2 separate regions of the Homo sapiens genome follow, and region 2 is linked to region 1. The links are chromatin loops, found by intact Hi-C in ENCODE. Cell type or tissue: heart right ventricle. All regions are shown on one strand. Links, peaks and the distances in the headings refer to the core of each region. The heading gives the core; the rest is flanking DNA. Region 1 overlaps MCC (MCC regulator of Wnt signaling pathway). Region 2 has its middle 93 kb from the start of YTHDC2.

Evidence for each region. A loop is a pair of places that touch in the nucleus more often than their neighbours do. Peaks named below come from ENCODE experiments on the same cell type or tissue, not always from the same donor. Only the 100,000 strongest peaks of a DNase experiment are listed, where the experiment ranks them.
Region 2: a loop joins it to region 1, with 6 times the contacts of the local background. A loop is called at or near these places in 50 of 110 quality-filtered maps.

Annotation. Positions count from the first base shown.
Region 1 is chr5:113,338,329-113,343,328 of GRCh38, forward strand. It overlaps MCC (MCC regulator of Wnt signaling pathway), which reads right to left. Exons shown (of 19, transcript NM_001085377.2): 3 at 2,191-2,402. It overlaps LOC124901045 (a long non-coding RNA gene), which reads left to right. Exons shown (of 3, transcript XR_007058904.1): 3 at 1-1,437. Among named protein-coding and RNA genes, the nearest start is that of TSSK1B, 94 kb to the right of the region's middle. In heart right ventricle, for the core only: no CTCF peak of the experiment used is centred there; a DNase peak (open chromatin) is centred at 2,351; H3K27ac peaks cover 342 bases.
Region 2 is chr5:113,600,256-113,613,350 of GRCh38, forward strand. No RefSeq gene overlaps it. Among named protein-coding and RNA genes, the nearest start is that of YTHDC2, 93 kb to the left of the region's middle. In heart right ventricle, for the core only: a CTCF peak has its summit at 6,481 (motif pointing left); a DNase peak (open chromatin) is centred at 6,432; H3K4me3 peaks cover 471 bases.

The sequences.
Region 1 (5,000 bases), core at 1-5,000:
TATGTGAGAGCTCTCTGTGCCTTGACTCCCCTGAAGAGCCAACTTAGAGAACCTGGCTGTGGGAACCCCAAGGGCTGAGCTGGCCTCCAATCAGGAGAGACAGGAGAACAGAAATCAGTCCAGGAGGTTACTGGAGAAGCTGGGAACCACAGAGTCATACAGAGATAGGAAACAGCCAACTCCCACAGTTTTCAATAGCAGATTTGCTGCAGAAAACTGGTCGGCCATGAACCTGGAACCCTCCAGAGAAGGTACCATCAAATTTTGATCTCTGTTTAACACTGATTTCTGCTATAACCCATCCTGTTATGGCAATGTCTGTCTTGAGAAAAGGCTGAGCTGATATAGTACAGAGGAGGGTTCAACTTGCTGCAAATTATTTGAAGCAGGCATAGCCTAAGTCCAGGCCTATGCCAGAGAAAGATGACATATTCACTGATAATCGCCTAATCTCCTGAGCACATAGGAGGGCAAGATTAGGATAGTTAGAGTTCTACTCAAACTGTGCAAGAATGTCCTTGAAGTGTGGCCAAGTGACAAACAGTGCAATAACTATGAATGTTTTTACAGATTTTATGAGACATTATCATACCCTAGCAGTGACTGTGCATGTTTATATGTTTTTAATAAATTTTTTATTTTATAATAGTTTTAGGCTAAGGCGGGTGGATCACTTGAGGTCAGGAGTTCGAGACCAGCCTGGCCAACATGGTGAAAACCCTGTCTCTACTAAAAAAAAAAAATACAAAAATTAGCCAGGTGTGGCAGGTACCTGTAATCCCAGCTACTTGAGAGGCTGAGACAGGAGAATTGCTTGAACCTGGAAGGCGGAGGTTGCAGTGAGCCAAGACTGCGCAATTGCACTCCAGCCTGGGCAACAAGAGCGAAACTCCATCTCAAAAAAAAAAACAAATAGTTTTAGACAAAATTTGCAAAGACAGGAGAGAGAGTAATCATATACCCCACAAATAGTTTTTCCTACTTATTAACATCTTACATTATTTTGGTATACTAGTCATAATAAACTGATGTTGACACACTATTATTAACTAAAGTCCATATTTTATCTAGGCTTCCTTAGTGTGTGTGTGTGTGTGTGTGTGTGTGTGTGCGTGCATGTGTGTTTTACTGTAATGTCCTTTTTTTCTGATCCAGGATCCCATTGAGGATATGCATTCCATTTAGTTGTCGTATTTTCTTAGGCTTCTCTTAGCTGGACAGTTTCTCTTTATTAGACTTTCCTTGTTTTTGATAACCTTGACAGTTTTGAGGAGTTTTGGTTACGTATTTTGTAGACTGTCATTTAATTGGGATTTTTCTGATGATTGTATTTTAATTATTGTTGCCATATTTACAATTGCTAGTTCCTTCAAACATCCCACCAAAAGTGTCAGAATTAGAAAGTGTGCCTCAAACACAGAGTTTGAAAACCACTGGTCTACATCAAAGCAGACTGTAAATATGCATAAGTCAAGGTTATTGAGATGCTTAGTCTACCATTTGAACTTCAGTTTCAAAAAGCCAGGTAGGCTTTTAGACCTTTCCCACAGTGGCTGCATAGCAATCTCAATTTGTACTGTCTGCATGTCACCCAAAATGGCCAGGCCATCGGCCACCCGCCTCATTTGGCAGCCCTGACTTAGAAGAGAAGACAATAGCTCTTTGCCCAAAGGTCGCTTTGTAGTGACTCACCTTGAAGGAAAAAGGAAGGTAAATTACACATAATGGCCTTCTAAGTTGTCCCACAGTTTTCAACAGAAAATACTCTTAAAGTATAACCAGAAACAAGAAACCTTCAATGCAATATTTTCCTTTTTGTTTTCCAAATAAGTAAAGTCCAAATTAGGAAACAGAAGCAAGTATATCCTATTAATTTGTAATGTCTAGAACCATAGAAGTAGTCTAGTTATGGAAGAGCTGTTGTGCATCTTCTAGTAATTAAACCTGTGCAAGTTACAGCCTTAATCAAAACACCTTTTAGGAGTCTACTCTGGTCTCCATGAGAGTGAAGTCCCTAAGTGCTGGCAACTTTGGAACACTAAACATTACTGGCAATGCTGGAAATGGTACAATATTTACCGCAATAAAGAAGACAATACCCGATATGTCCCCTGGAGCACAAAATTAAAATATTTGTATTGGAATACAGACAGGCCGAAATATGTATTCCATGAACCAAAAAGTACTCACTGTGTTGGCCAGCTCTAGATAGCTTCCTCCTACAGAGTTGCCAATGTGCGGGGACTGTGTGAGCAGTTTGTGGAGAGCAGCCTGCTGATGCAAAGAGCTTCCGCCATACTCGAGCAGCTTCTGGAGGGCTGACTGGCTCTGCACATCCGGGCTCTGGAGGTCCCTGGCACCAGAGTCGTATTCCCAGCTCTCCCTGGCTGCTGATAAGGCACCTAAGTCCGAGAGAAGCAGAGAAAATGAAAAGACATTTCCTTCATTAGCCTGTGGGTGGCCAATAGGCAATGATTTGGAACCTCCTAAGCCTTCCATGTGCCAGCATCTCAGAACACATGTGATGCCCAGGCTGCATGCTAAGCGCTTTCTCTTTCAAACTGACACATGGGGAGCCTGGAGATAAAAGCAATTTCAGGCAAAGCATTCAAAAACAACTGTCCCATGAATATGTGCTCCCTAAACAGAAATGCTTAGCAAAAAAAGCACTGGAGAGCCAAGTAAAGGGAATCCAGATCAGAGTCACATCTGTGATTTGCACAGGGCTACTACATTAGCCTTAGCACTGGTCATTCTTTCTCCCAACTGAGGAAAAAGGAAGCAAGAAGAATGACAGGAAGTTAACATATGGCACTTTATCATGACTCTCTTTTTCTCCTTCCTTCCTTCCTTTCCTTCCTTCCTTCCTTCCTCTCTGTCTCTCTTTCTTTCTCTGTTTCTTTCTTTCTTTCTTTTTTTGAGGCAGGGTCTTGTTCTGTCATCCAGGTGGGAGTGCAGTGTTGTGATCACGGCTCATTGTAGCCTCAACCTCCTGGGTCAAGTGATCCTCCTGCCTCATTAAAAAAAATTTTTTTTGTAGACCTCATTTCTATACTATGTTGCCCAGGCTGGTCTTGAACTCCTGGGTTCAAGAAATCCTCCTGCCTTGGCCTCCCAAAATGCTAGGATTACAGGTGTGAGCCACTGCAACCGACAGTATCATGACTTTCTACTGTTGATGTACTCTTACCTGAAGGAAGCTAGACTGTATTTTCCAGTTAGGGATAGCAATGAAGCTGAGTTCTGGGCAATAGAATATGAACAGAAATGATAAGCATCACTGCTGGACCTTGCTTATAAAGCCCCACAGTGTGTGATTCTCCATGCCCTTTGCCTTCTGGCCTGGTTCAGATGGGAATGGTACCCTTGGAAACCATGTGGTACAGATGGTGGAGCCACAAGGTAGATGGAAGATGCCTGGATTCCAGAATCATCACTTGCAGAAGAGGTGTCTGCTCATCCTAAGTACCCTATTTTGCCCTAACATGATTAGAAAAGAAAACTTTTTTTTACATGTTTTTTATTTCATAGGTTTTTGGGGAACAGGTGGTGTTTGGTTACATGAATAAGTTCTTTAGTGGTGATTTCTAAGACTTTGGTGCACCCATCACCCGAACAGTGTACGCTGTGCCCAATGTGTAGTCTTTTATCCCTCACCCCCCCACTCACACTTTCCCCCAAGTCCCCAAAGTCCACTGTGTCACTCTTATGCCTTTGAGTCATCATAGCTTAGCTCCCACTTATGAGTGAGAACATATGATGTTTGGTTTTCCATTCCTGAGTTACTTCACTTAGAATAATGGTCTCCAATTCCATCCAGGTTGCTGTGAATGCCATTATTTTGTTCCTTTTTATGGCTGAATAGTATTTCATGATGTATATATACCACATTTTCTTTATCCAGTTATTGATTGATGGGCATTTGGTCTGGTTCCATATTTTTGCAATAGCGAATTGTGCTGGTATAAACATGTATGTGCAAGTATCTTTTTCATATAATGACACTTCCCTCTGGGTAGATAACCAGGAGTGGGATTGCTGGATCAAGTGGTAGATCTACTTTTAGTTCTTTAAGGAACTTCCATTGTTTTTGATTCACTACATACTTTTGGTTTGTTGATTAGAGCAGCTAGTATTACCTTAATTATTACAGACGATTAGAAGGTAATAAAACATGCTAATAGTTATAATACAAATGGGAAAGTGCAATGAAAAAGTAGAACTAAAGGAAGGATATCTAACTCAGTCCATCTGGAGATGAATGGGGAATGTTCAGGGAAAGCTTCCTGGAGGAGAAAGCCTGATGCTTGAGTTGTCACTCTTTCCAGAAAAAAATAGATTTGAGGTAAACCTGTTTCCTTGTGTTGTTCACTTCAGAATGGAAATGTCTTGTGGGTGCATCTGGTTGGTGAAGCCTAGGCTGCATGCCTCTAGCTGCAAGGAAAGCTGGGTAAATGTGTTTTCTGGTTTTACTTTAGAGAGGTAGTATTGATAAGGTGAGACATTTCCTAAACAGAAGGGTGCTCAAAAGGCCTAGGCAGCCACAACACAAACAACGGTCTATGCACAGGACGTGTACTGGGTCCTGGGGATATAGCAGTAAGCATGAGAAATTATAGTCCCTGCCTGCAAAGATCTCATTCTGGTAGGTCTTTAATACATGGCTTTTAATGACAAAAAAAAGGACACAAAATGATCCAGTTTGTACTATGAAATGAGAACATATACAGATTACTCTATAATTTACTTGAGAATAATTACATACAGCAAACTGCAGTTTGTGTACAGTGAGTTCTGATATGAATGTCCAGTCTCCTCTTATCAGGTATTGATGAATTTAATCAATGTGAATAGGAAAACTGTCTTCAGATGGTTTCCCCTTACTGTTCTGGCTCTACTGATCCTCTCCAGTCGGTCTAACCCAACATTCTTTTTATACAGTGCCTTTATAGCTGGGATGCATCAACTGTTTTGTATCAAAGCAGGCAATTCTGTCACTA
Region 2 (13,095 bases), core at 3,716-8,715, 270 kb after region 1:
ATCTCTTGAGAAGAGTTGTATATAGATTTGTTAGTTAACAACCTAGTCGGAAGATATTTGGGTTTGGGATTTGGGATGGGATTAGGCTGTGAAACAGAGCTATACATATATAATGTGTTTATGTATAAACCTGGAATCTAAAATAGTACTATTGTTAATTTCTATTTGGGGGAATGGGAAGGGCCAGAAGGAGACATCTTGTGACGTTTTTATTTCATAATATGCACATAAAGATTTGCAGCTGGAGCTGATGTCAGATTTCATTGCTATTTCCACTCTTTGGCTTCTTAAATCAAGAACTTAATTTTCATAATTTGTCAGTTGCCATTATTTTTCATTTTATCTGGTACTTTGTCTAAAACTGTTCTTCAGTGAGTTTGTATATTTCCCACCCCTATCCACAATTCGTATTTGTTCCTTCTGATTCTCTGGGCAGCTTAGATTACAGCAGCCTTGTATCTACTGACACCTTTTATTCACTGAACGACTCAGCCTGACTCTAAAAACTACAGCAAAGATAAACAATGAGAAAAGAATAATCTTGAATGAGTACTATAAGGAAAGACATATTCATTTAAGAATTTGTTTTTAGAGATGCATTCTTCACCATTTAAAATCTTATATCCTGAGACAGAGAAAGTCTTGATGAATAAATCAAATAAACTTCACTCCTGAATAAAAGACCGCAACTGAACAGGTAACTTACAAGTGACTACAACCTTTTAGTTCTGGTGTGGAATGAGCTTCCCAGAACACAGATTCCCCATTCTGCTCCAGAACTCTCCACAGTTAACCAAAAGGACCACACAGCGCAGTCAGTATGCCTAAGGCCACTGGATGCACCTTGATCTTTCCAGCCAAATGTAAAATCTTCATTTGGCTGTTAGAATCTCAAACAGCATATTCACAATTGAACTATTCTTTCCCCCGTCCTGATTTACCCAAAGCTGTCCTCCCTTTAACTGATGCTGGTTTAAATCTTTTGGTTGCTCAGGCCAGAAAACTTGAAGTCATCCTGGACTCCTTTTCAATTCATTTTTCAATTCAATCCATCAGAAAATAAGTATCTTGAGTCTACCTTCTAAATTATATCTCGACTCCAGCCGTTTCTCACAACATCTGTCACAACCATTCTGTACTGAGCCGCAAACAGTCATTCTTACCTGGGTTACTGAAGTAGCTCCTAAGATATCTTCCCTCTTCTACCTCCTCTTCTCTTCCCCCTACACAAATCTATTTTCAACACAGGAGTTACAGTGATCTTTTTAAAACATTAAATCTGCTCATCTCATATTTTCTGCTCAACACCCTGCAGTCGCTCCCTATTTAATTCAAAAGCCAAAGTCCTTACATAATCTGATCTCTCATTATCTCTGACCTTCTGTCCTCTACTCTCCTTTCCTACTCATCCTACTTTAGCCACACTGACCTGCTTACTATTCCTTGAATATACCAGGCATGTTTCAGACTCAGGGACCCACTGAAGCTCTTCACTTTGCTCTTCTCAGAATATCTGGACAACTAGATGTCACCATTTAGTATTAGTTTACTATAAAGTTTTCTTTTAAATCTTAACTTTTAAAATGAATAGAGTAAAATGAACTTTTTTAAAGATGGACAGTTCTTTGAATTTTAACACATGTACAAATTTAGGTAACCTTCACCACAATCAGGATGCAATTTCATCATCCTAAAAAATTCCCTTGTGCTACCCCTTTGTAGTTACATCATCCCCCCGACCCCTAACCCCTGCCAACCACTGATCTGTTCTCTGACATTCTTGGTTTGTCTTCTTGAGAATGTCCTATAGATAGAATCATACAGTATGTAACCTTTTGAGACTGGCTTTTTCACTTAGCATAATGTCTTTGAGATTCATCCAAATTATTGTTTATATCTACAATTCATTTTATTTTCTTTTATTGCTGAATAGTATTCACTATTTTTGAGAATAGCTATATCATTTTGCATTCCTCCCAGTAATGTCAGAGAGGTCCAGTTGTTTCACATTGTTGATAGCTGTTACTATTGTCGGTATTCTTTATTTTCACCATTCTATTAGGTGTGCAATAGTATCTGATCATGGGGTTAAGTGGTATTTCTCTAATAGCCACTAATGTTGAACATCTTTGCATGTGCTTATTTGTCAACCATATATCCTCTTTGGGTAAGTCACCTATATTTCCTCTCCAAGTCTTTAGACCATTTCAAAATTGTTTTCTTACTGTTAGTTTTGAGAGTTCATTATAGATTCTGAATACAGGTCCTTTGTCAGATATGTGACTTGAAAATACTTTATTTGTAGCTTGTCTTTTCATTCCCTTAACATTTTTTATAATTTTTAATTTTGATAAGCTATATCTTTTTTTATGGATAGTGATGTTGGTGTCATACTGAGAACTCTTTGCCTAACCCCCAGTTATGAAGGTTTTCTTCCATTGTTTTTTCTAAAAGTTTTATAGTTTTATATTTAGATTCATGATCCATTTTGAGTTAATTTTTGGATAAAGTATGAGATAGGTTGAGGTTCATTTTTATGTACATGAATGTCCAATTGTTCCATCACTATTATTTAAAAGACTACCCTTTCTCTCTTGAATTGCCTTTGCACCTTTGTCAAAAAATCATTTGGCTGTATTTATTTGGTTCTTGAGTTCTTGAGTTGAGGAGACAAAGTTAAGAGTGGGAAAACCAAAGCACCTAGAGCTCTTAGAACAGACAGAAGACCAGAGATGAGAGAATTTCATAGAGAGTAAACCGCAACTCTCTGCAGAGGGTCCCTCTGGAGTGTTCAGCAAGCTGCTGATCAGTGCATGCGTGCAAAAACTACCTGAAGTCAGGAAAAGAACCATCTGAAAGGATTAAAGAAAACAGTGCCTGGTGCTTATAAATGGCCAAAAATAGTGCCTGTTCCCACCAGACTTGCAAAACTTCAAAAAAGGGAAAATGGTACAAAAAACAAATGGAAATAACAAATAGAGACAAAGACAACAACAAAAATAGAAAACAGACAATAGACTCAAACTGAAAAAATTAGTAATCTTATGATATGGCTTGGCTGGGTCCCCACCTAAATCTCATCTTGAATTGTAGCTTCCATAATCCTCGTGTGTCATGGCAGGGACCTGGTGGGAGGTAACTGAATCACGGGGGTGGGTTTTCCATGCTGTTCTCATGATAGTGAATCAGCTGCACGAGATCTGATGGTTTTATAAAGGGCAGTTTCCTGCACAGGCACTCTTGCCTGCTGCCATGTTAAGACTTGCCTTTGCCTTCACCTTCTACCATGATTGTGAGGCCTCCCCAGCCATGTGGAACTGTGAGTCCATTAAACCTCTTTTTCTTTATAAATTACCCAGTCTTGGGTATGTCTTTATTAGCAGCGTAAGAACAGACTAATACATCATATTAAGTGGAATGGTCCAAAAACTCCAAATAAAAGGGAGAGCTTGTCAGATTGGATAAAAAACCAAGACCCAGCTACATGATGCCTACAAGAAATGAATCATAAATGTAAAGACACACAGGTTAAATGTTAAAAAAATGAAAGAAGTTATGCCATGCTAATATTAACTTTTAAAAAGCTAGAATGGTTATATTAATGTCAGACAAAGGATAATTCAGAACAAAGAATATAATTGGGATAAAGACAGTAACTTAATAAAAGATCAATGGATATAATAATCCTAAAAGCTTATGCTCTTAATAATAAAAGAGCTTCAAAATGACTTAAGTGAAAATTGATAGAACTGCAAGGAAAAATAGGTAAGTTGACAATTATAGTCAGAGATTTCAATGTCTCTCAATAATTGTTAGAAAAAGTAAGCATAAAGTCAGCAAAAAATAGTAGGCTTGAAAAACACTATCCATCAACTTGACTTAATTAACATTAATAGAACTTACCACATAACAGGATTAGAATACACAGTCTTTTCAAGTGCACATATAATACTTATGATAGACCTGTTGTGGGCCACAAAGCAAATCCCAATAAATTTAAAAGCATTCAAATCATACAAAGTGTGTTCTCTGACCACAATGGACTTAAATTTGAAATCAGTAACATTCTACTTTGAACTAGCTAGAAAAAGCAATGTTTTCCCATTGACTTCCTCATAACTTCCAGCATTTACTTTCATTGGATGAACTGGTCACGTACACCATTGTCTCTACACCAATCACTGTGCTAATTAGTCTCTGTTAAATGTCTTCCCAAACACATGGACCAAGAGTAGAAAAGAAATGGTTCTCCAAAGGAATAGCAAAGTTATATTATCACAACAAAGATTCTGGGGCAGGGAAAATTATTAGTTTCCCACTACCAAAAGCTACTTGAACTAATTAATGAGTTTAACAAGGTTCCAGGATACAAAATCAATATACAAGAACCCAGCTGTATTTCTGTATATTGGCAACAAACAACTGTAAGTTAAAATAAGAAAAAATGCCATTTACAAAGCATCAAAAAAGATAAATATTTAGGAATAACTGACAAAAGATACGAAAAACCTATACACTGAAATGTACAAAATGTTGCTGAGAGAAATTAAAGATGACCTAAAAAACAAAGATTTACTTTTTCATGGGTTGGAAGACTCAATATTGCTAAGAAGTCAGTTCTCTGCAAAATCTATAGATTCATCAGAATCACAAAAGTGGGCTTTTTTGTAGACATGGGCAAGCTGATTTCAAAATTTATATGGAAATGTAAAGGACCTTAGCATAGCCAAAACAATGGAAAAAGTACAACTTTAGAGGGCCCATACTTAATTTTTATCTAATTCAAGACTTAACAAAGCTTTATGCTATAGTTTGGATATAGTTTGTTTGACCCCTTCCAAATCTGATGTTGAAATTTGGTTTCCAGTGTTGGAGATGGGTCCTAATGGGAGGTGTTTGGGTCATGAAGGTAGATCCTATGTGAATAGATTAATCCCCCTCTCTCTTGCTTTCTTGCTTGCCATGTGATCTCTGTACAGCTGGCTCCCCTTTGCCTTCTGCCATGAGTGGAAGCAGCCTGAAGCTCTCACCAGAAGCAAATACTGACACCATGCTTCTTGTATAGCCTGCAGAATCATGAGCCAAATAAACCTTTTTATAAAAAATAAATTACCATCTCCGATATTCCTTTATAGCAACACAAACAGACTAAGACACTTTAGTATACAAAACAACCTGGTTTTTACATAAATGTGGACACATAGAGCAGTAGAAAGTAATGGAAAGTCCAGAAATACACTCAACATCTATGGGCAACTGATTTTTTTTCACAAGGACACAAAGATAATGTGGTAGAAAAAGTACAGTCGTTTCGATACAGGAGTTGGAAATTATTTAGGCAGATAGGGTAAGAAAGTCCTCAGTAAGCTTTCCTTTTTGTAAAAGCAGCCCCCAAATCATTTCTTTTCTAACAAAAAGCAGCCTGAAAAATCAAGCTGCAAGCATAACTAAGCAAGCTAAAATCTTGCATAGGTAAATACCAGCAGCTGTGCCAGTAGAGAAAGGCTACCTGGGGGCCAGTCATGTTCAACATGGTGGCTCCATCTTCCCTTTGTGAACCACGTGTACAGTAAGGAACAGACAACATGGCGCTGGCCAGGTAGAGAGCCCATCTGCACAATAAAAGATTAGGGTGGGATGGGCAGCTTCCTTGAACCCCATGCAAACATAACAACTGGTTCTACCAATCTCTTGGGCCCTATGTAAATCAGACACCACCTCCTCCTATATAAATCAGACACCACCTCCTCAAGCTCATCTACAAAACCCCGTTTATTTCATCACAAAACTGGAAGACCCACTCGGGTGCCCCTCTCTCTGTGCAGAATAGAGAGCTATTCTCTTTTTCTTTTACGTATTAAACCTCTGCTCTTAAACTCTCTACTTGTGTGTCCATGTCCTTGAATCCCTTGGCGTGAAACAACGAACCTCGGGTATTTATCCCAGACAATGTCGCCGCTTCATTTTGGGGCCCCATCTGGGACATCCTTTCATTTCAAGGCTGTCGGCCTCCATTCTGGGCATTTTGGCTGTGTTTTGAACTGATTTCCCTTCATGGAAACCTAGCCATTGCATGGGGCTGGAATAAGTCCTGGAGGATTTCTGGCCAGGTCTACACCCTGGTGTTATCTGAAGGCTTCTGGACTGACCCGCCTCCAACTGCTCAATCAGGCATCGGCAACAGGATCTCCAGCTTTACTTATCATAATTTCCTCCTTTCCTGTCTGCGACTGCCATGTCTCCTCTCTCTGTATGCAATGTGGTGGGAATTTTTACAGTTCAGGGAAGTAATCCTATTAGGCAAGATCAGGAAATGTAGGATGCTGCAGTAACCAGGAATATAGCTCAAGGGAATGTCGTTTTTGTGATTTTTCTAGGAACTGAGGGTCTCCACCACTCCCCCGCCCCACCACTGTGAGCATTTCTCCGCCCTTGGGCTGGAGGGCACATGGCATTTCAAGGTCAACAGCACCACCTAGTGGAATAGAAATCTCCTCCCTTTTGGCACCTCTCTACTAGAGACCAGGCTTTATGCGCTTCTGTAAATGGAAAAACTCTCCCTTCAGCAATGAGGAGGAAAAAATCCTCTAAAATCAAATTTTAGTCTCGATACCGTCCCATCAGCAGGAAAATGGCCATTCGGTCCCTACGTTCTTTTAAGGCACATATTCTACCTCCCATTAAAACGATACTTAAATAGTAAGAAGATTTTATGTCTGGAAGTTCACCGGAACCATTCTCTAAGGGTAAGTGCTTTAGCATGGGCCATAATAGCAGGATATAGAGTTTAATCTAGTACACTCCCTCCATTAAATGGGTCTTGCTCACATGAAACTATTATGTAGTTTTTCCTGAGATCCATCTTTCTGGGAGCCACACGGGCCAGATGAGTCCAGGAAATCAAAGGGATATCACAAGTGGAGGACTAAAGTCACAAGAGTGAACATAATCCCAAATCGCTTAGTTCCTTTGGTTCCATGCTGAGGGTCATGCCTGCAACCATGGGTGGCACATTTAATAAATGCCAGGGCTCAGGGAACTAGGGAGGGAAAACAGGTGGGGGGATGCCTCCACTGTCTTTCCCTCTACCTTGGGCCATTTCAAAGGAAAGGAAGGAGACTAAAGGCATACGTTTTTCTTGCTTCTCTTTCTAGATAGGTAACAGACCATCTTCAGCCTGAATTCCTCTGGAATGTGTTCTGAAGCACTGGGACTCCTTTGACACTAGATTTTAAAGAAAAAGTGGGTCACTTTCTTATGCACAAGGGCATGGCCTTCTTACTAGAACTTTGCAAGTGTTGCACAATCAACTCAGCTTTTTTACCAGTCATATCAGGAGGGCCCAAAGAAAATGATTCCCCAAAATTAGAGAAACAAACCCTCAGGAAACCCTTGAATGCAACCCTCGAATGCAACTTCCAGATGCTGTGGCCCTTCCTGCCCCCCATCCACATGTCAGCTCCTCCAGTTCTACTACCCAAACCGCTAGACTTTTCTATGGTATTTCTCCTTCCTTCTTTCACAGTTTAAAATGGCTCCTATTCCTTCTTTTATAATGTTCCTCCAAACAGAGAAATGTCAAGTTCCCCAAACCTTAAAGTGCATCGCTTAGAGTTGAGCTCAGGAGCAGGGAACCCAGAAGCTGACATGCCAGCAAAACGGTAAAAGTTTTTTTTTAACCAGTTGGGCTTTTGGCCTCTCTGTCTCTGGGCAAACTGGTAAAAGGGATAATAAGGATCACTGATTACATTCTCTGTTAAGTTTTAATTAATGAAAAAGGATTTGTGTAGTTGGTCTTAAGCTGTCGTCAATCTGGTGTGCTTTGCATGTCTTTCTGCATGGTTCTGTCAAAAGAAAGGGTGCCTTAGGACTGGGACCTCATAAACCTGCTGTTCAAGCCAGCCCTACAAAATGATCGGTGATGAAGTTTGCTGCAGGCCTCCATCTTGTTTTATGTCCTTGGGAACATGAGCTGTGACTACGTGGCAATATTTTGTTTTAGTCTCTGCCATTCTACAGTGGTGGCTGTCTTCTTGTGCTGAGTCACTTCCTGAGTGGGGGCTACAAAATCAGATGAGCCAGTTTGTCAATCTGGGTGGTGCCAGCTGATCCATCAAGGGCAGGGTTTGCCAAGTATCTTGAGCACTGATCTTGGGAGCAGTTTAGGGAGGGTCAGAATCTTGCAGCTTCCAGCTGCACGACTCCTGAGCCATGGTTTCTAATCTTGTGGCTAGTTTCTTGGTCTAGTGCCCAGACAAGAGGGAGGCTTATTTTGGGAAGGAGTTGCTATCATCTTTGTTTTAGGCTATAAACTGTAAACTAGGCTCCTCCCAGAGTTGGTTTGGCCTATGCCTAGGGATGGGCAAGGACAGCTTGGGGGCTGGAAGCAAGATGGAGTTGGTTGGGTTGGACCTCTTTTACCGTCTCAGTCATTTTGCAATGACAGTTTCAAAAGTTGCTTACCGCCCCTTTGAGAATACCTCATACACTTGCAGTTAAGTCATAACCTAATGGAGGCTTATTGGTTTCACCTGTGAGGTTACTTTTGGTAAAGTTCAAAAGCCAAAAATCTTAACCACTTGGTGTGGCTAATGTTGAGTAACAAGATATCTTAAATGATTTTCTTAAAGAGAGCTCAGCTTAATTAAAAGTGGATATTCAAGCTACAGGTATATTTTAAAGGCCTATACGTTTTTCTTTTCTTGGGTCTTGTTTTTCTGGAAAAAGGTTTTTATTCTCAGTTGACTGAATTATTTTTCTCCATTTTTTGTCTTGCCACTCTTTTTTTTTTTTTTTTTTTTTTTTTTGAGACAGAGTCTTACGCTGTCACCCAGCCTGGAGTGCAGTGGCACGATCTCGGCTCACTGCAACCTCTGCCTCCCAGGTTCTAGCAATTCTCCTGTCTCAGCCTTCCAAGTAGCTGGGACTACAGGCGCATGCCAGCATGCCCAGCTAATTTTTTGTATTTTAGTAGAGACGGGGTTTCACCGAGTTGCCCAGGCTGGTCTCAAACTCCTGAGCTCAGGCAATCCATGTGCCTTGGCCTGTGAAAGTGCTAGGATTACAGGCATGAGCCACTGCACCCAGCCTGTCTTGCCACTCTTAATGCACACATGAGATGGCCTAAGATAACTTTTGGTAGCCTGGAATTCCTTTGGAAAAACAGAGGAGATGCCAGAGACCCTGTTTTGGAAAAAAACCTCTGTTTTCCTCATGAAATCCCAGAATTAAAAGCGGATAAATCCCTCTCAAAATGAAAGGCTCTGTTCTATTTTGCATTGTGTTATCTGACGGTTTAGAGTTTGGGGAGTATCAGAAATTGCTTCACATTAGAGAGACCTTTGGTGTGTACTAACGAGGTAGGAAATATACTTTAAGGGATGGCTACTAGTAGTTATGGAGGGATACTTGACTCTTTGCACATTTGGATCAGAGAAGCACGCTGTTGACCACCTGGAAGATATGGAAACATCCCTACCCCCACTAAGAGATGAGACTCCCATGGGGGATGGGCTGATTACAAAATAGGCTTATTGGCTTTGCTTTGCCTTGCAATAAAATGCATGGTAGAAGCACTGCACTATCTTCTTCTATAGTATTTCTCTCCTTTTGGGGATCCAGGATCCAGTATAAAATGGCACCCTTAATTTTGGGGATCTGTCTTTGCCTTCAGCTGTGCCTGCTTATTAGACCCTAGAAATGAGTGCTTTCCTAGCCCTGTTCCTCCAAGGGCTCTACCCTGAAGCCAGTAATTCAGTTAAGAAACTGGCAAATGAAAAATCTTACAAGTACTGAATCTTCTGTCTGTCTGTATAGCTAAATATGTGTTGTGTGTAATGTCTATAAAACAGCTCTAATTGATTGGCTCAAAGAAAAATACACATTTAAATCAAGTATTTTTTAAAGCAAATATAAAAGCTATAATGCCTTTCAGTGCAAGTGGCTTTAATGTTTAAGAAATAAAAATAATCTTAGGGATTATTGGTAAAATATAAATGTCATCAAAATGCAAATGGGTGGTCTACATCATATAAGTCTGATACTAGGTTTGATAAATGTTTCAAGACTGTAAGCTGCCTGCTTTACAATTTGGTAAGGCCTGGGGACGTACAAAATTAACCACACCCCTAACTATGCTGGAAAAAGTGACTTTATCTGTGTCTAGTACATAATCAAAACAACTTACCAGGTTTCACATTAAAGTTAAAAACTGCTAAAAGTTATCATTATAACATGTAACTTAAACCACTAAAAATAGATTTACGTATGAGGTGTGTAAAAGCAGTAAAATGTGTCTTTAGTAGAAGATTATAAGAAGGCATGGAAATGTAAATTTCACCTAGGAATAAAGGATTGTCTTAAATTAGATAAGATACATCTGAATGTTTAAGCAAGTTGTGGAAATATTGTAAAATTAATCTTGCAAAAAAATCCTGTGTGTAAACATTAACTAAATTCAAAAGGGTAATACAAAAGGGTATTATATGGTCTTTTCATAAATTGAGGATTGAAATAAAAATACAGCAAGTTTGTCTTAATAAACTAGTCTGCCTTTTAGCAGAAAGGTTATAAAAGGTTTGTAAAAATTTTACCTCATGGTCAAAATGGTTAAAATTAGATGGAATTGTCTATGAGGCTTTACCAAAAAATTTGGGTTAACGTTAATAAACTAATGCAAGGGTAAAATTTGGCTTTGAACAGGATTTTCATGTAATAGTAAAGGCTAATGAAAGGTTTTTGCCTTTTTAAAATTTTTGAGTCATCATTTTGGCAAAATAAATAAATTTATGGTAGTCTAGAATTCTATTTCATAACATCAATATTTTAAACCTGTAACATATTTACCAGGTTTTCCAAAATCAAACCTCAGTTTCAAAATTGTCTTTCGTGATACTTGGCTTTTCGGAGGCTCCAGAAGGGACCCTGGAGTGTCCAGAAAAGAGAGAAAAACAGGATTATTTAACAGGTTTAGGTATATGAGATTGCCAAAATGATGTTAAATCATCTTCAGGTTATATTTTAGTGGATAATGTTAATATATGTTCCAAAATTGTGTGAGATGTCAAAAAATTCTAATGATAAAATATGTTATATTTAATGGCAGTTATCTTTCTGGTCATCTTTAAGAATTTGGTATGTGTGTCAATCAAAAAGTTCATTGTAAATTAATTCTGAGCTAAGCAGTAAAGGGACTTATTGGAAGGATGTCAAGCCATTCACAGAATTAACGAGATTGAAGAACTAGATATTGAAATAGGCAGGGGTGTGGGAAGATGGAATTTTAGCCAAGGAAGGGTCAGGCCAGGACCTTATCCCTGGCTTTGCTGCCATTAGACACTATAGAGCTCTTCAAACACTTTTCATCCTTCCCTCTATCTTTGCACCACCCTTTCAAGAATCAAAGTCTGATTGGAGCAAATGACCAGATAAGCGGGTGCTTTTCTGGCCAAAGAAAATCAGGCAGGCCTCTTCTGCCATGTCAGGTAGAACCCTACTTCTCACCAACCCTGATACAATGCAGTAACCTCCACAATAGGAAAGGGGTTTCAATTATGGTTAGATTTTTTTTTTTAAAGACAATAGATGTGCTACAGCATTTACTGATCCCTGCTGATTATAGGATCCTTTTTCATTTGCCTAGTGATTGAAATAATGTATAAAGTGGAAGTTGTTAAACTGTGGCCCATGCATATGATTCAAGGGTCATATATTGTCTAAAATTGTGTGCAGAAATTTGAGGTATATGCATTTCGCATTTTTGGCGGTGGGAGGGTCCATAACTTCTCCAAGAGGTCTACAATCTACAAAAAATTGAGAAATACTCTCTGGAAAGTTCTATATAATTGCTTTCTCCTTTTGAAAGTTCACTCATTTGTCTGCATTAATTGTCACTAGTATTACTACCTTTTATCCGCTAGATGGTGATATTGTACGTGTTTTCATGCACCAATCATAAGCTTCATTGATATGAATTGAAATAGCTCAGTGGTTTAAACGAAACCTCTTCAAAACCATTTGAGGGAAGGAAGGAATTTTAGAAACTGCATATTCCTTCTCCTTGTCTTACACATGAGGAACTGCGTTCCCAAAAGTTTAAGAGAGAGCCTTGACTGGAAAAAAAACCCCTTTGAAAAAATGGAAAGGATGCCCTGAGGGGAAGGAGCACCTGGAGTCTGGGCTCTCCTCTTTCAACCCCAAATCACTTTAGGATGCACCTCTGGCTAGCTGAGAGACTGGGGGTGGTGCTGGTTGTGGACTTTAGATGCCTTTGGCTCTGAGACACATATATTTCAGTTAAAACTGACCATGACTGAAAATCTGATCCTTCTCTTGGGATCCTGATAATGCTAAAGAGAGCTTTACTTAGGGAAGAGTTTGCAAAGAAAGCCGCTTTTCTCTGACATAAGCCTCCCCTCTCCCCTTTCCTGGTTAGCTTTAGACATTTCTTAAGTGCAGTATGTTATTTTGAGGGCCAAAGGTAACCCTATATAGATGTACGTATTATGATAACAGGAATGAGTGACTGAGGCAAAAGTCTTGTTATCAATGGTGAATATCACAGTTACTGTTGGATAATCTGTGTGGGTCTGCAGCAGCCTCAGTTCTTGACTCCTCAGAAGAAAGAATTCAACTAAGGGGCATAAGGCAGAAGAAAAGACCAAGGCAAGTTTCAGAGCAGGAATGAAAAGAAAGTAAAGTACACTTGGAAGAGGGTCAAGTGGGAATGTTGGAGGTAAAGTGCCCTGTTTGACCTTGGACTTAGGGTTTTATATGCTGCCAGTGTCTTGCCTCCCTTTTACCTTGATTCTTCCCTTGGGGTGAGCTGCCCACATGTGTGGTGCTGCTAGCACTTGGGAGGTGAGTATGTGCAGTATGTTTACTGGAGTTGTAAGCATGCTCACCTGATGCAGTCTTCCGTTTTCCAGAGGAATGCCCCCAGAAAGTCATATACCAGTTAATTTGCACCATTTTGCCTCTTAATGCATATGTTTGAGCCCACTCACCCAATTCCTGAGATCTTATTGGGAAGCTGCTGATCTCCAGTTTCAGTTGTTTTTATCTAATGGGAAACTGCCTTTCTCTGGCAGAGGCTGT